2 separate regions of the Mus musculus genome follow, and region 1 is linked to region 2. The links are chromatin loops, found by intact Hi-C in ENCODE. Cell type or tissue: heart. All regions are shown on one strand.

Region 1 (8,000 bases), 250 kb before region 2:
CTGGAGAGCTCCCATTGATCACCACTCTTCTGAGCCCTCTCTCCTTGGTTCTGAGAGACCCCTCACTTTTTGGCACGGCCAGCAGCCTGAAAGAATATCAACTGGGAACCCCACTCTGAGCTTGCACAACTAGTGACCCAAGGAAGGGCTTGCGATGGCCCAATTCTGAGGTCCTTTCTGGTTTTAATTGAATTGATTACCATATAAGAGCATGCACTATAAAGATTGATTCGGAGTGGATGAAAGACCCAAATTTAAAAAGCTAAAAACTGCAAAATTCTTTGGAAAAAAAAAACCACAGGCATAAATCTTCATGTCCTTGGGTTGGGTAATGAGTTTCTCAGCTACGACACCAAAGCACGGCAACAAAAAGAAATAATAGGTAAATTGGATTTCATCGAAATCAAAAACTTTCATGCTTCAAAGGACACTATCAAGAAAGTAAAAAAAGACAAACCACAGAATGGGGAAAAAAATTGGAAATTATATATCTGATAAGATTGTACCAATAGGGGTATGTAAAGAACTCTTACAATTCAACAATAAAAAGAAAAATAGCCCAATTTAAAAATAGGCAAAAAGTATAGCCTAAACATCTCTGAAGATATCCAAATGGTCCAAATAAATACATAAAAATACACTCAGCATCATTAGGGAAATGCACATCAAAGCCTCAGTGAGATGCTACTTTGCACTCAGGATAGTGGCAATAATAAGAGAGACAGGCAATAGAAGGGTCAAGGATGTGGAGAAACTTGCATTGTCGGTGGGAAGGCAAGGATACTGAAAAGGAGTTTATCAGTTCTAGGAGCTAAGAATAGTGTGTGACCCAGAAACTCTGATCCCAGACATACGCCTAAGAAAACAGAAAAGTTACATCCTCACAAAAACTTGCACTACGATGTCAACATCAGCATTATTTGGAGTAGTCAAAAAATAGAAATAAATTAAATATTCATCTGCTAATGAGCAGAGAAGCAAAACGTGGGCTATCTATACGATGGGATGTTATTCAGTCAGAGAGAGAAATGAAGTCCCTTGCTGTAGACACAGGCTACCACCCGGAGAGCTTTAAAACGTTGCTAAGCGAGCAAAGCCAATCACAAAAGGCCATGCATATGCAAGTTCACTGATTGGAAATGTTCCTCGTGGGCAAATCCACAGAGAGAGGACAGGTCTTGGTTGCCAGGGATTAGGGATGCTGAGGATCATGAGTGGCAGGTGAATGTATGCGGGCTTCTTTTGGGTGATGAAATATTTTAAAATGAGATAGTGGAGATGGCTGTATGAGTTTGTGACAACGCCCTTAAAAGTTTTTTTTTTCCTATATATGAACCAAACTTCACCATGGAAGGCTTGTGGGCTTGTGAGCTGGCATGAAGCATACTCTGATATTCTTCCCCTGACCTTCCCAACCCTCAGTGGCTCAGCACTTCTTTTTGACTGTCCCTTGTACAACTGCACTCATATGATTGGTTGATCTGGGGTAAACATGGTGGCATCTTCTCTCACGGGCCTTAGTGAAAAAGTCACCTAGAGCTATGTTCCAGAATAGCTATATATGTCCTTGTGCCCTGGGCTTCTATACCATGGTGGCGGGATCTCAGGAGACAGAAATCAAAAGCAGATAGTTTCTGAGGGCCTTGGCCCAGCAAATAAGAGCCTATGGGCAGGCACTGCATCTGACATACATGGACATAGGAATGCCACAGAGATGTGATCAAGGTCACATGGTGACAGAGCAGGCACAGAATCTATAGCTCCAAATCCCATTGTGTCAAAAGGCTTGTTTAGCTCCTTTGGGGACATAAGACCCTGGCCTGCCATTTCATGACTATGGGTCACCACCTTCATCAAACCCATTAAGAAGCCATACCTAAAGCTGGTACAGCCCCATACCCCCTACACACACACACACACATTGGACACACTCTGACACACCTAAGTCACACCGGGTGTAAAGGGCTGCCTGCCTCACTCTCCTGTCTCTTGTCACCTTTGCCACCATCCTTTCCTTCCTCTCGCTCCTGCTTTCTCAGCTCTTGTGGGTTTTTTTTTTTTTTTTAGTTGTTTCGAGCAGGCAGAGTTCACTCCTCAGGTAGTGGCTAATTGGAAGACCTGCTTGTAACCGTGCCAGCTGCCAGGGAGCAGTCCTGCAGGAGAAAATTGACCCATGTCACAATATCCTGGGAAATGTGGTACTCAGGCACTCTCAGCGACACCGGAATTCTAAATGTCAGCTTAGCGGCCGTGGAGCAGTAAATGATTGGGTACCACTCAGAGGCGACTCCTTTAGTAATGAAATTTTTCCTACCTCCAGTGTAAACCTGCCAGAGATGCTAGTGTGAGTTTCCTTGTTTCTTATCATAGAATTAAGGAAGAAGAAGCTACTGGACACAGGGGACCAGCCTGATGGACAACAGGATACATGAAGAACACTAGCTGATGCAACTGGTTTCATAGGGTCCATTATGGCTTGACTGTCATGGACTTAAACAGGGAGGATAACTACCTTCCGTACATGCTCCTTTTCAACTGCATTCTGCTCAGGTGTCACTGGATATTCTGTTTTTGGGGGGAAGGGGGGTTTCAAGACAGGGTTTCTCTGTGTAGCCCTGGCTGTCCTGGAACTCACTCTGTAGACGAAGCTGGCCTCGAACTCAGAAATTCGCCTGCCTCTGCCTCCCAAGTGCTGGGATTAAAGGCGTGTGCCACCACTGCCCGGCTTCACTGGGTATTTTTGAAGAAAGGTTTCCTGTCATCAAATCCTGGGAAAATATCACACTGAATTGTGTTAAAAGCCAGCTTGGCTGGCCACTGTCACCAGTGTCTCCCCACTAAACTCTACAGGAGGCTGAAAAGCACACTGGACTATGCAAGTTCTGAGGAATCCTGCAAGTGATGTACATCCTGCATCCTGCATCCTGCATCCTGCATCCTGCATCCTGCATCCTGCATCCTGCATCCTGAGTCAGGATAATTAGACCCCGCCTCTGAAAAGCTCAGACACCTACTAGGGGCCTGAGCTCTGTGGAGCTTTGGATGCTGGGACAGGACTCCACATGTAAGGGGCAGGTGGGTGGGATGAGACAGTGAAGCCAAAGCGGAAGAAACGTGCTTAGCCTCTGATACCGGGGTCCAGTGAGCACAAGTCCCATGTGAAATGTTCTTGGAGTCTCTGGTTTTTCTCAGGATGGTAAGATGGGCAGAACCTTCACAGAGATAGAATGATACCTAACCTAAGAGGTTAGCATGAGGAAAGACCAAGAGACGCTTTCCAGATGGCCCTCCAGGATGAAGAGCCCAGGATATCCCCCCCCCAAGATCTACAATGGTGGTAAAAGAGACAAAAATAAGCGAGCAAGAGAGCCCCCGGTAGGGCCTGTCCCCCTGTGCAGGGCATGAAGACTCTCAAGGAGGGCAGAACCCAGTGTCTGCCAGGAAGGCTACCAGGCCACCATTCCCATTTCAATACTCAGTACAACTCAGTCATTACAGGGGTCCGACACCAGTGTTGTGATGAGGGCCCTTCATTTGCCTTCTGCCACATCCATCAAGTGAAATTAAGAGCAGAGATCTGAGGATGCTCAGGGATCCAGTGCTCAACACTACCTGGCTTTTTGCAGATCCATTCCTCTGTCTCCTGATCTGTCTGTTTGTAGTCCAGCTAACATTTCTCACTTGGCCTACCCCTCTGCCAACCCCATAGGTCTGGTCTCAATGCCTTTGGAGGGGGCACATTGTGGGCAAAATCCAATATTTCAGTATGTGATTGCTCTCTACAGCTGATCAAATGTGATTTTCCAGTTGAGAGAGAAAAATAAATTCACTAAAAATGAAAAAGAGAGAGAGAGAGTTAAATGGAAGCCAATAACCTAAAAGACAAAGGATTCTCATCATGGCCCAAGCAGGTAAGAGGTCCATTTTCTGGGGTGTCCCATAAAAGAACATGCTTTTGTATGCCTGTGTTGCATATAGTCCATGTGTAGACATATGCAAGCACGGCAGAGTGCACACATGTCAGGGCATTTGACTGTGACACTGTATAACAGAGTCACCACACTCAGAACCTGGGAGGAAGAGTGACAGAAGACCTGGGAGTGTAAAACAATGGGCCCTCAGAATACAGGGACAGTGGAACCAACTCCAAGATGGCCTTGGCCTTTGAGAGGGGAAGAAGGCCAGATAGGAGGGAATTAGTAAGCATTCCAGAGTGAGGGAGACGAGAGACAAGAGGGGGGATGGCTTAAGAGTAGAGGACAGAGGCTCTGAAGAGGTGGTCTGTAAAGTGCTTACTGCACAAACATAAAGACCTGAGTTTGATTCCTAGAACTTACATTAAAAATAAGCTGGGCATGCAAGTATAATCTCAGTACTGGTGAAGCAGACAGGTAGACTTCTGACTTCTTCTGAGGCTTTCTGGCCAGCCAATCTAGCAAAGATTTGATATCAGCCTCTGGTCTCTCTCTCTCTCTCTCTCTCTCTCTCTCTCTCTCTCTCTCTCTCTCTCTCTCCCCTCTCCCCTCTCCCCTCTCCCCTCTCCCCTCTCCTCCCCTCTCCTCCCCTCTCCTCCCCTCCCCTCCCCTCCCGTCTCCTCTCCTCTCCTCTCCTCTCCTCTCCTCTCCTCTCCTCTCCTCTCCTCTCCTCTCCTCTCCTCTCCTCTCCTCTCCTCTCCTCTCCTCTCTCTTCTCTCCTCTCTCTTCTCTCCTCTCTCTTCTCTCCTCTCCTCTCCTCTCTCTTCCCCCTCTCTCCCTTTCTCTCTCTCTCTCTCTCTCTCTCTCTCTCTCTCTCTCTCTCTCTCTCTCTCTCACACACACACACACACACACACACACACAACCACTTTCCCTCTCACCCTAACCCCATATCTCTAACACACAGGGAGAGGAGGGAGAAGAAAAAAGAGAAGATGGGGACAGAACAAATTCAAGACACAGAGGGTTCTAAGGAGCATGTGGAACTAGAAGTTCAGGCATTAGGGACCTAGGGACTTGATAACTGAAACTAATTATTGAGGTATAACCAGAAACTGCTCAAAGGAGAAAATCAGAGAGAGGAAAGGGAGAAAGACAAAGAAATGAAATATCCATGCTGTGTAGAGCAGGGTGTGCCCTGAGCCAGGAGGGTCTCAGTGTAGATGCTGGAGACTCTAGGTCACACTCTGCCTCCCATGGAGGCTCCTCCTACAGCTTTCGTCTAGACTCTGGCTTCCATTCTGCCTCCTTTGGTCCCTTTCTTACACACAGTCCTCGTGCAGGGTCTTCTGCTGGGGTGGACACTGCAAACTTATCCTGAGCAGCACATGGCACCTGGGGCTCATCTTGGCACCTGTCTAGGAACCTGTGCTGGGCCCCTCCTGTGCCCTGACCCCACCTCTGCCCTGATCCCTCCTCTGCCCTGGCCCCCTCCTCTGCCCTGGCCCCCTCCTCTGCCCTGGCCCCCTTCTCTGCCCTGGCCCCCTTCTCTGCCCTGGCCCCCTTCTCTGCCCTGGCCCTTCCTCTGCCCTGGCCCCCTCCTCTGCCTTGGCCTCCTCCTCTGCCCTGGCCCCTCCTCTCCTCTGGCCTCCTCTCCCCTAGCCCCCTCCTCTCTCCTCATCCTGTCCTTTGCTCTGGCCCCCTCCTCTTCCCAGGCTTCATTTAATCCTGGTATCAGGATACTCCTGGTATGACAAGTGAGGGTCTGTGCACAGCTGCTCCTTTACCGGGGGTCACTAAGCAGGCCTAACGGGCACTTCCACTCCTTCTGCTTGGGACAAGCAGATGTTCCCCACTCAGTCCTCACAGGTGGATACTGAGCAGAGTGGAGAACTGGCCCAGAGCTCAGCCCTTGGGGGGCTCCCACCCTGCTTTGCCTCCTCTATACCCAAGGCTCTGTGCTGGCAATTATCCCTGATTTCAGAGCCTCCCGCCTCGTATCCACTTCCCACTGCCCACCTGTCTCATTTGTGCCCGAGAGGGCTCTAAGAAACTCCAAGCATCTTTGTGTGGAAAATGCATTAGAAAGCATGAAATCTATTGGAAATCTAATGAGACCAGAATAGAAATAGAAAGACAAATTCAACTTCTTTCTGGTAGTACCGGCTTTGATGCTGCTCCAGGGAGCCTGGGAGTGGGCAGGGCTCTCTTTGTGCTCAAAAGGGCCCTGGATGAAAGTCAGCAGACCTGCGTTCACCTTCACGCCAGCTCTGGCCCTTTGGTGGAGGCAGATAAACCTAGCTTGGGAGTGAAACAGAAAGTGTTTCACACCCTCTGCCAGCAATGGGTTCTCCCCCAGATTTCAAAAGCCCATAGAGGAGGGTGACTGAGTCTCCTGTTGCAGAGGGAGCCCTACTTTCTTCATGCCCCATGCCCGATAGATGGAGCTAGACCTTTGAGCCACTGGATCTGCTGAGGAATTCAATGTTCCTCTAATGTTTGAGCCTATTGGCATAATGACTACAGCTAGCAGCCTGAGCGTAAGTTGTGCAGTTGGAGGGCAGCCAGGCTAGAGAATCGGGAGGAGACTCCCAGAAAGAAAAAGACACAGAGACACACAGTGATACTTGAAAATGTTCAAGCCAGACTAGAGAGTAGGGAAGAGAACCCCAGAAAGAAAAAGACACCCAGACAGAGAAGCACCGTGATATTACCTACTCTCCTGTCCTCTGGACTCCAGGAAAGAGTTTAACAAGAGAGAAAGAAAGTCTTCCTAGATGTAGGATAGAAGACAGGCCTCTCCAGGACCAACACACTGGATGTCTACACCAGTCCCCCTTCGTCAGACCTGTGCAGAGGAGCCTACATATGGACCCAAAGACAGTCATCTGAGCAGTAGGTGTCTGTCTGTACCATAAACATGGGGCAAGCATCCTCTGTGGGTATGCCAGGCTTGTGTTGGGCCTTTACATACATGGCCCACGGACAAACCAAGACACAGGAAGACAGGCCTGCACAGGGCAGGGAATTATCAGGACTACTTTTACAAAGCAATGTGAGTCTATAGGAGAAGCCATGGAAGACACCCAGGCTTTCTGCCAGCCGAGCGGATGGATGACTATGTTGGGAAGAGACTGGATCTATTCAAGTTCGGTCACTCATGGGGTGGCTTGGTGAACAGGTCTGTACCTCAGCTCTCTCACATGAAGAAAAGGAGCATAATGGTATCGACTCCATGAGGTTACAGCCAGAAACAACCACGTAGATGCAGAAAAAGGTGCCCCCCCGCCCGCCGCCACGACGTGGGGAGCACTTGATAGTTATGATCCAGTGCTGTAAGTGACAGGCTCCCTAAATATACAACCCAAAAGGCAAGATGAAATGTAGGTACAATATGTTCTTTGAAGTGTTATGCGTGATCGTTTTGGGAAAAACAGATACAAGCCAAATGTCCAACGTTAGAGAAATTGTTCAGCAAATGGTATAATAATACCCAAAGGTAGGCAGCCAAATGGGCAGCCATTAAAAAGAAGATTCTGGATTCTGTTTTACATATCACCATGCTTAAAAAAGAATGTTAGGTCCAAATTAGCATCAACAAGATAAAGAGTCTACAAGTGAGTGCAAATAGACCAGAATACTGACAGAATTATGGGATTTTTTTTTTGCCCATTTCTTTATTATATTTCGGTTCTCAAATTTGGGGCAGTATATTAACTGTTAATTCCAGACTAACATTTTAATGTATTTGAGCCAAAATGAAAGCAGAAGGGGCTAAGGGGAGAGTGAGGCATCAAGACAAATACAGGCCCTTGGAAGCACGGAAGGTACGAAGCCCATGCAGAGAGGAAAATCACGTCCTGTGATAAATCTGAGTTTATGAAGAATGAATACGCCGTGTTGGTGAAAATTGTGTTGTGTCTGGGAAAAAAAAGGAACAATAAATATGTATATGATGTAAATCTCGTAATAAATCTGTGAAGATCTTTTGAGCTAGCAAACTCACACCAAGAGGTCTGTCTGAGCTGTCTCCAGGTGAGTAGGGCCATCCAACAAGGAGGGGGCTGTGCCTGGGTTCCAGGCAGC
Region 2 (8,000 bases):
GAAACCTCCCCCAGATTTTGGACTGCAGTCTAATGCGGACCTATCCTCCTGACGGTGTTCCCAGGGGCATCGGGATCTTCTTAGGGAGCCTACAGAAAGTGAACTTGCTGAACTTGGAGCCAAGAGTTCACAGCAAGCTGCCCAGGCAAACACAGGCTTCCAGATATCTTAGAACCCTTGACCACAATGGCTGTCCCCTCTTTGGGGTTTCAAAATAGTCTCTCCCTCTTTCCCATGCAACAATAGCATGGCTTTCTTGAGTCTTCGTATTCCACAGAACTCTTTCAGACTATTTATAGTTTTTTTTTTCTCAACTTAAATATTACACAAGTGGCTCTTTAACTGTGGTCTGGTTCCAGCATCTAAGACTGGAATGGGAGGGCCCTAAATTCACTAGATAGTGAAGGTACTGAGGGTGGGAGGTGGATGATAGTCTCCAAGTGACAGAGCTAGAGATAAAAAAAAAAAAAGCCAGAGGCCATGGTCCGGCTTCGTGGAGAAGTGGGTGTCTATGGGGAGACCTTGTGTCCCAAAGCCCAGAGGACATCAACAGCTCTCACCATCTGTCTGGGTCCCCTCTGAAAACCAATCCAGAAAGCCCAGCAAAGCCTTTCCCCTGCACTGCTTGTGTTCTCCTAACACCTCACAGAGCAGACTGGCTGGAAAGGGAGACAGGCAGGAGGGAAGGGAGGAGATATGTTCTCTTTCAGTCTGGTTCCCCCATATAAAGACCAACCAGCTTCCGGTCAGATGACATGTCCCTCTACCCTCATTCTGTCCCTACCTCATTTAGACCAGGTAGTGTAGATCCCGGAACACACCCGCTGTTTCTCCCTCCCTCCCTCCCTCCCTCCCTCCTTTCTCTCTCTTTTACCTTCCTTCCTCCACCCAGACACAGGTCACATTAGGGACCTGACTTCCTTCACCCACATCTCCCCATCAGGACCACGAGTGACAGGCACTGTTCTTTTGTACCCGCCCCAGCTTAAACTGAGGACCTGCCTGAAATCCACCCACCCCAGAGATGCCAGGAAAAAGACAAGATGAACTGGCTGAAACCACGGAGGAGAACACTGCCTCCCCAGAGCTGAGTTTGGGGAGGGCCCTGCTGTCTGTGTAGGCGGCTCATTGATCCACTCCTCTGAGAATTATTCCGTGCTCATCACAAACCAAATGAGGCTGGCCCCAACCCAGCCAGGCAGGCGGGAAGGCGGCTCTGTGTGTTGAGAGGAGAAAATGAACCTGCCTGTTGTCATTCGAGAAAAAGGAGGGAGTGAATGGTGTGTTCTGCCCCTGCGCGCTGAGCAGGGGCAAGACTCTGCTTTAATATTCTGCTGAATGTGGTATTTCTTTTAACCCTTTCAGAGATTTTTTTTCAATCCCCAGAATAAGGCTTTCCTGCCTAGCAAGGGGTAAAGCTCCCAACCTGGACACTGAGAGACGGGCCACAGCTCCGAAGTAGACCCTGGCAGCAGGCCTAGGTGATACGGCCCATGCACACCAGACTGGGTACACAATGGCACCCATGAACAGCTCCGCCAGGAAGGCAAGGGACTAGTGGGGGGAGGGACGACAAGTGTTTCAGGAGGAATGTGTCCTGGCGCCTGATGTGTTCTGTTCCCTCGAATTTGCTCTGCAAACTAGTTTGCCTATATACACATTCCCTCCATCTATTGAGACTCAAAGCCGAGAGCGCACTTCCTAAAGTGTACATCTGAGACCGAATCCCTGACCCTTCGGAGGTGCAAAGAGAGGTAAACCGGACCAGCGCAGCCCCAAACTGAAGACTTGAAGCCACCCCAGCTCACAGTCCTGTAGGCCACTCCACCTTGCGACAGTTCTCAACCGGCTTTGTTGCGGGGTGATTTCTCTCCTTTTCTATTTCGACTGCTTCTGCACGTGTCTCCGGATGAATCAACCTCAAGCCTACGCTGGGGTGCTAGCCACACTCCATACCAGTCGAAACCCTGCACATTCCAAAAGTCACACACACACACACACACACACACACACACACACACACACACACACACACGAAGACCAGCAGCCTCGCAGGGCAGCAGGAGGTCAAGCGCAAACAAAAAGCCACCTTCAGGAAACAAGCGAGAGCTTTCTGTGCAGTAATTGCTGCTTCCTCGCTTACCCATCTCCACGGAGACTGAGCAGCGGTAGTCTTTGCCATGGCTAAGACATCTTCCCTGCTATGACCAAGAGGGGCACGGGTGTATGCCAGTGCTTACTGGAAGGGTTAGAGACGCTGGACCAATGTTGGTCTGGAGTTTCCACTGAACGAGTCCGTTTCACCTGGAACCTGCAATCCAGTGGAGCCAGCTCTCAAATGGGAACACAACAGGGGAAACAGAGAGCTGCGAACCTTCCACGAGGAATGTCCCTACGGGTGGAGTCCACCTGGCCAGAGACATCCATCGGGATGTGGGGCTTCCAGCAGGGGTGGCGTGGCGGCGGCGCCTCACCCCAGAGTTGCTCTGTTCGAGATAACTCTAACTGCTCCTTCTCTACTGAGATGCGTCCCTGGAGGTGGCGGCCGCCGCGGCTCCGCAGGGAAGGTTGGGGGCGGGGAAGGGGGCGGGAGGCGGGGAGGCGAGCAGGGATTTCCCACGGGATTCGCGGGAGCCCTGAGCGCCGGGGCTCCTGGGTGCGCCGGGTAAGGGGTCCGCTGAGCGGGTTTGGCTGGCCACCAGCGGGAGGCACAACCACGCTGAGCCAGCAGGGATGGTGTCTTGGCTCGTGGGCTCGCAGCCACGCAGTCTCTTCTAACTGCCGGATGAGTTTAAGCACCGCCAGCACTCACCCAAGCCCACCCCTGCTCCAAAGCTCAGAAGGCGAGAAAGGCGTCCGCCTCGCACTTGCTGTCCCTGGAAGATTGCAACCCGGCAGCTTCTAGGGCTGATTTCCCCCCCAGGGTGCGGTCAATGGATTTGGCCCCTCTCGTTTGGCAGTCACTTGCTGGGGTACTAGTAGGACCTTCTGTGATCCCCCAAGCAGCCTGCCTGCGGAGCCCAGAGTCCGGAAACCTCAGACTGCGAAAGGGAGACAGCAAGCTACCGCTCGCCAGCCAGCGCATCCAGGCCCGGGATAGAAAGAGCCGAAGGTGCCGACTCTAGGAGCCCAGTGGCCCGAGGTATCGCTTCCCAGACCAGCTTCGCCCAGAGCTAAGGAGCTTGCACCGCAATGCAGCGGGATCCAGGCTCTCTAAGCCGGAGATGTCCGGTGATCGTGCTGTCTGGGAGCACCAGAGCGCAGGAGCCGAAAGACTCTGCGTGCGAACGAACCTGCTGTGGGCGCCCAGGGTCGGCGCAGGGCATGCCTGTGGGTACCGCCCCATCCCGGTGCCCCATCTCTACCCAGGATCGGTGACATTCTCTCTCTCCAGCACCAGGATGCCCGGCCGAGCAGCCAAAGGAGCCCTGCAAAGCGCGCGGCACCCATGAACTGGCAGCCGGCAGCCACCAAGTTGCTCCGCGAAGGGTACGTTACCTTCCATCGCGGCCACTGCAGATGCCAGGAGGAAGAGCAGCAAGCAATCCAGGGCCATCGCCGGCCAGCGGCCCCCAGGCCGAGCCCCAGCGGAGACGCGCCGCGTCCCAGGGCGCCGCTGCGCTCCCGGCGGGTGGCTTCTCCGTGTCCTTTCGCGCTCTGGCCGGGACCGGACTCCCCGGAGCGCGGCGTGGGCGTGGGCGGGAGTGTGCGCGCGTGGGGCGGTGCGGGCGCGCGTGGATGTGGGTGTGCATGTGTGTGTGTGTGTTTATGGGAGAGGTGGGTGTGTGCGTGCGTGTGTGAGAGAGGGTGAGGGAGAGCGAGCCTGGGAGAGCGCGCGAGAGCGTGTGCGTCCTGGTGTCACATTGCGAGCTACAGCGGAGCCTACGGGAGGACAGAGCGGGCCAGACTGACGGGGGAGGGAGCGGGATCCCCCACCATCAGCTCTCTCTCCACCCCTAACACCTCCTGTCCAATCAAGGAATCAAACCTGCAAAATTCCCTCATCCAATCAGGCGCGAGCACCTCCTTACACTGGCATTGTTAGTTTAAGAAAAACTTTTGCTTGCAAGGCTGTGTGGGAGGGTTAGGAAGGCGCTAGGAGGTGATCGCGCTCCCTCTTGTGGTGATTTAGGAGAACTGCAGCCTCGCACGCTCGCTTTCCCCAAGCTGAAAAGGAGGGGCTCAGCCAAGAAGTCAACTGAGGTCCCTTATGCTTACAGACACCCCACAGCTACTCCTGACTATTCCTATGCAGAATGCCGCCACCCTATATCATTTTACTAATCAATTTTGTTTATTTTTGAGTCTTGTCTGATCTCGTTCACTCAGAATTCCTGGAACCTTAACAGTGTCTTATTCTTGGCATGCATCTGTGGAGTGAGTGAATATGGTTTCAAGACTTTATGGCCGGCTGCTCGGGGGTAGTTAGAACACCCTGTGGGCTTCCTATCATATCCTCAGCTGTATATCTCCAAAAGTCTCTTCCCAGGTGGATCTCTGAGCATCCACTGTAGGGCCTGCTGTCAGAAGACAGTCATAATGGGAAGACATGAAGAAACAGCCGAAAGTCTGACAACTTGTTGGGGTATGGGGAAGGGAGACATTGCTTTGAACCAGGCCTGGAGGTAGGTGGGAAGGACTGAGTTCTGCAACCACAGGAAAACCAGGCTCCAGAATAGAAGTGGTTTCCCACCATCAGCTCTGATGATAATGCCCCATTTTGCTGTCTGTTGATCAGGTCAGGCTGTTTCAGATCCGGCCCTGGCCTTGATGCTTGTCAGAAGCTGTGTGGCAGAAGGTCCTCACCTCCTCCCGCAAGGTTAGGGATGCTCCTGGAAGACTCATGTGGGAGGGGCTTCAGCCCCCTCCCCAAACCTTTTAAAGACATTAACATCTGGCAACTCTCCTTTGGGAATTTAGTTACATTGATTCCCCACCCTGGGTACTTACTCTGTCTTTCACAGACACTGCCTCCCTCTTCACCACCCCAGCCACACTCAGACCCCTGATTCTGACAGGTCTTTGTTTCCCAGACTTTGACACAGGCTGTTTGTGTCTTCCCCTACCATCCACCCATCCGGCCTCAGAACCTGAAAGGATGACGTCAGTGACCGCTGCTTAATCTTCCCTAATACTACCTCAGCTGCTCTTTGTCCCTCCACAGCACTGTGTCTTGAAGTCCCTTAAGTGAGGGATGCCCCTCTCTGACATGGGTGAGTACTGGGTCTTTTGCAGCTTTGGCAACACTCTCCACAGTCCAATTTCACTGCCTACCTGTCTTACTACTTCTTGCCCTTCCTCCTTCATCCCTCCAGCCTCTAAGAGAGGAATCCCCAAAGCTCTTACCTTGAAACCCCTCCCCCTCCCTGCACTGGTGACCAACTGCATCCATCCCTGTGGATGGATTATAGATAGATGATGGATGGAAAACAGACTGATGGATGGATGGATGGATGGATGGATGGATGGACAGACAAATGGATGGGTGGATGGACAGACAGATAGGTGAATGGACAGATGAATGGATGGATAAATGGGTGGATGGATGGATGGATGGATGGATGGATGGATGGATGGATGAATGATGACAAGCAGATGAATGGATGGGTGGGGTGGGTAGATGATCTCAGATGGATGTTGGGTGCATGCATGAGTGGTTTGTGGGCTCTTTCCTTCCCTCCACCCCACCAAGCACACCCAGCAAAACCCCCTCTCCTGCTTCCTCTTCTTTATGCCTTTGTCTCAGGTCTATCCATCTGTCTCAGCTCTGTGTCACCCCTCCTCCCTCTGGACAACTGAAGAATCTAACTGGCCACCCGGTTTCTGTCCTCTGTAACCCCGCTGAGTGCTGCCGCCAGCGTAATCTTTCCTAAGCTAATCTTGGTCTTATCTCTTCATAGTGTTTCAACCCAGCGGCTCCTCACTGTCTCCTGAAGAAAGACAGGCCACTCTGGCGAGGCCTCCAGATTCCAGGACAGGATTCCCAGAACTGTATTCTCATCCCAGTTTTTGCTAGGCGTTCTCTTGGCCTGCAACTCTTGGCTCCTCGGTGCCTCCGTATCCTACCTTAGCCCATCCCACATTCACCCACCTATTCAGGAAATGTTTACTGGGTGCACCAGGCACACCGTGGAGCAGACCGGGGACATGATGGACAGGAAACTTATCACATAGTAGAGTAATGACAATAAAAAAGTGGGCAATGGTGTGCTAGGCTGTCAAAGGCCTTGAGGACAACAGAACACGGAAGCTGCTGTGCTGGGCAGGACAGAAACAGCATTGGTTTGTTGAGCACCATGTATGGTGTTTACTTTCATAACCAAAATGAAGTTAGTTGAATTTCTTGCCTTCTCTTTCTACCCACATCCATCGAGGAGCTTTTTTTGCTGTCCCTCTGATCCATCTCTTCCAGCCACATCTCCGTGTGTGCTCTGTCGGTCTCCCTGATCTGGCTGCAGATAGAACTGGACACTATCCACCTGTGAAATGTCACACCTTGGAGGTCCCTTGGAGCACACCAAGTAGAGTACAGACATCCAAAAAGAACCCTGCTAGGTCTTTCAACCACCAGCTGAGCTCTCTGAAAACAGCAGTTTCCTGGTCTCACCCCTGCTGAGTGAGATCAGTAGGGAACTGGGAGAAGCAGACCCTTCAGTGTGGTCTGATAGCCCTGCCTCCCTTTACTTAGTGAAGCTTGGTCTAACTGTTTCAAATTGCTCCAGAGCTTCCTCTAGAGACAGCTTGGAGGTGATACACCATGCTAGACCCAGGCTCCCAATTTCATCTCTTCTGATTTGTTTCATGTGGTGCCTGCACTGGAAATGTCTTTCTATTAGAAGGAAAGAGTCTACATACTACCTGGAAGGAGGAAGGCAGAGACAGGTAATTGATGGCTGGATTGCCAGGGGTGGCAGTATCCACCCAAGGACTATGGCGACAGCCTCTGTGACTTCTAGAAGTTGCTGATGCTTTCAGGGAGAAGACCCTCAGTTGGGGGCTGCCTGCCTGTTAATTTTTCCTTATAACTGAAGAAACAGGCTTTTCCTGAACACGTTAATCAAATCACTGTTGTTGGGTTTTGGGGGGGGGAGACCTTGAGGTGGGGTGGGTTTTTGTTTGTGGGGGGAGGGTTGCTGCTTTGGTTTTTAGTTTTTAGGTTTTTGCTGTGCTGTTTTGTTTTGTCCTGTGGAATGTACTGATCTTTCTCATGCAGTGAGTTGTACCCCAAATACCCTAAACAGCATGGCTGGTGCAAGCCAACAAGCCTGAGGACATGTCATACCCCACCACCACACCTTCCTTTGCTATGTTTCCCTTCTCTGATGTCAAATGCTCAGTTGTTCTCTTGATTAATCACTGAGCTATTTGATATCACTAAATCACGCCTGCAGAGTGACAGATGTGCACTACCAAGGCCAGCAGCCGAGGGCTTGCAGACACCCAAGCAGGGACCGAACCCTTTCCGGGAGACTCCGAGGCCCTTCTGGCTGAAAGGCTTGGAGGAAGCCCACCAGTTCACTACTTACAAGGAATCAATTTGAGGTCTCGTGGTTGTAAAGTGTTGCTGGTGAAAACAATTGCAACATTTTCATCTCAAGGTTACCTGGTTAGAAAGTTCTCCATCTGCCCCCAACTTACACACTTTTTTTATTATATACACAACCTGTGTCTTCATTCTACCTGTTAGCTTACAACCTGGAGAGAGACCGCTCGCTTGGGTGCTTGTATGTGAGAATTTCCTTTTAAAATATATTCTCCTCATAAAGCAATGCTTTTGTTACCTACTTTGTGACTTTGCAGAGTCTTAAGCTGTAAGACATATTCTTCATTAATTCTTCTCTGAGACGTATGTGGACTCTTTTAAGATTCGTTTGAGTGCATGGTAGTCAATGAGATACTTCTGCTACTTCTTTGTTCTTTCTGCATTCACTCAGCAGCAGTTTTTGCTGCTTCTTGTAGAGTTCTGGGGAGAGCCTGTGATGTCTGTAATCTAGTCTCTT

Evidence for each region. A loop is a pair of places that touch in the nucleus more often than their neighbours do. Peaks named below come from ENCODE experiments on the same cell type or tissue, not always from the same donor. Only the 100,000 strongest peaks of a DNase experiment are listed, where the experiment ranks them.
Region 1: it touches region 2 in a loop (2.4-fold over the local background); 4 of 42 quality-filtered maps call a loop at or near these places.

Annotation. Positions count from the first base shown.
Region 1 is chr9:102,101,770-102,109,769 of GRCm38, forward strand. The region is part of intron 3 of Ephb1 (Eph receptor B1); the gene reads right to left. Among named protein-coding and RNA genes, the nearest start is that of Gm31233, 100 kb to the right of the region's middle. In heart, no CTCF peak of the experiment used is centred here; no DNase peak of the experiment used is centred here; H3K27me3 peaks cover 1,658 bases.
Region 2 is chr9:102,350,784-102,358,783 of GRCm38, forward strand. It overlaps Ephb1 (Eph receptor B1), which reads right to left and starts at 3,910. Exons shown (of 16, transcript NM_173447.3): 1 at 3,499-3,910. The coding sequence starts at 3,556. In heart, no CTCF peak of the experiment used is centred here; DNase peaks (open chromatin) are centred at 3,028 and 3,908; H3K4me3 peaks cover 2,756 bases; H3K27ac peaks cover 339 bases; H3K27me3 peaks cover 7,477 bases.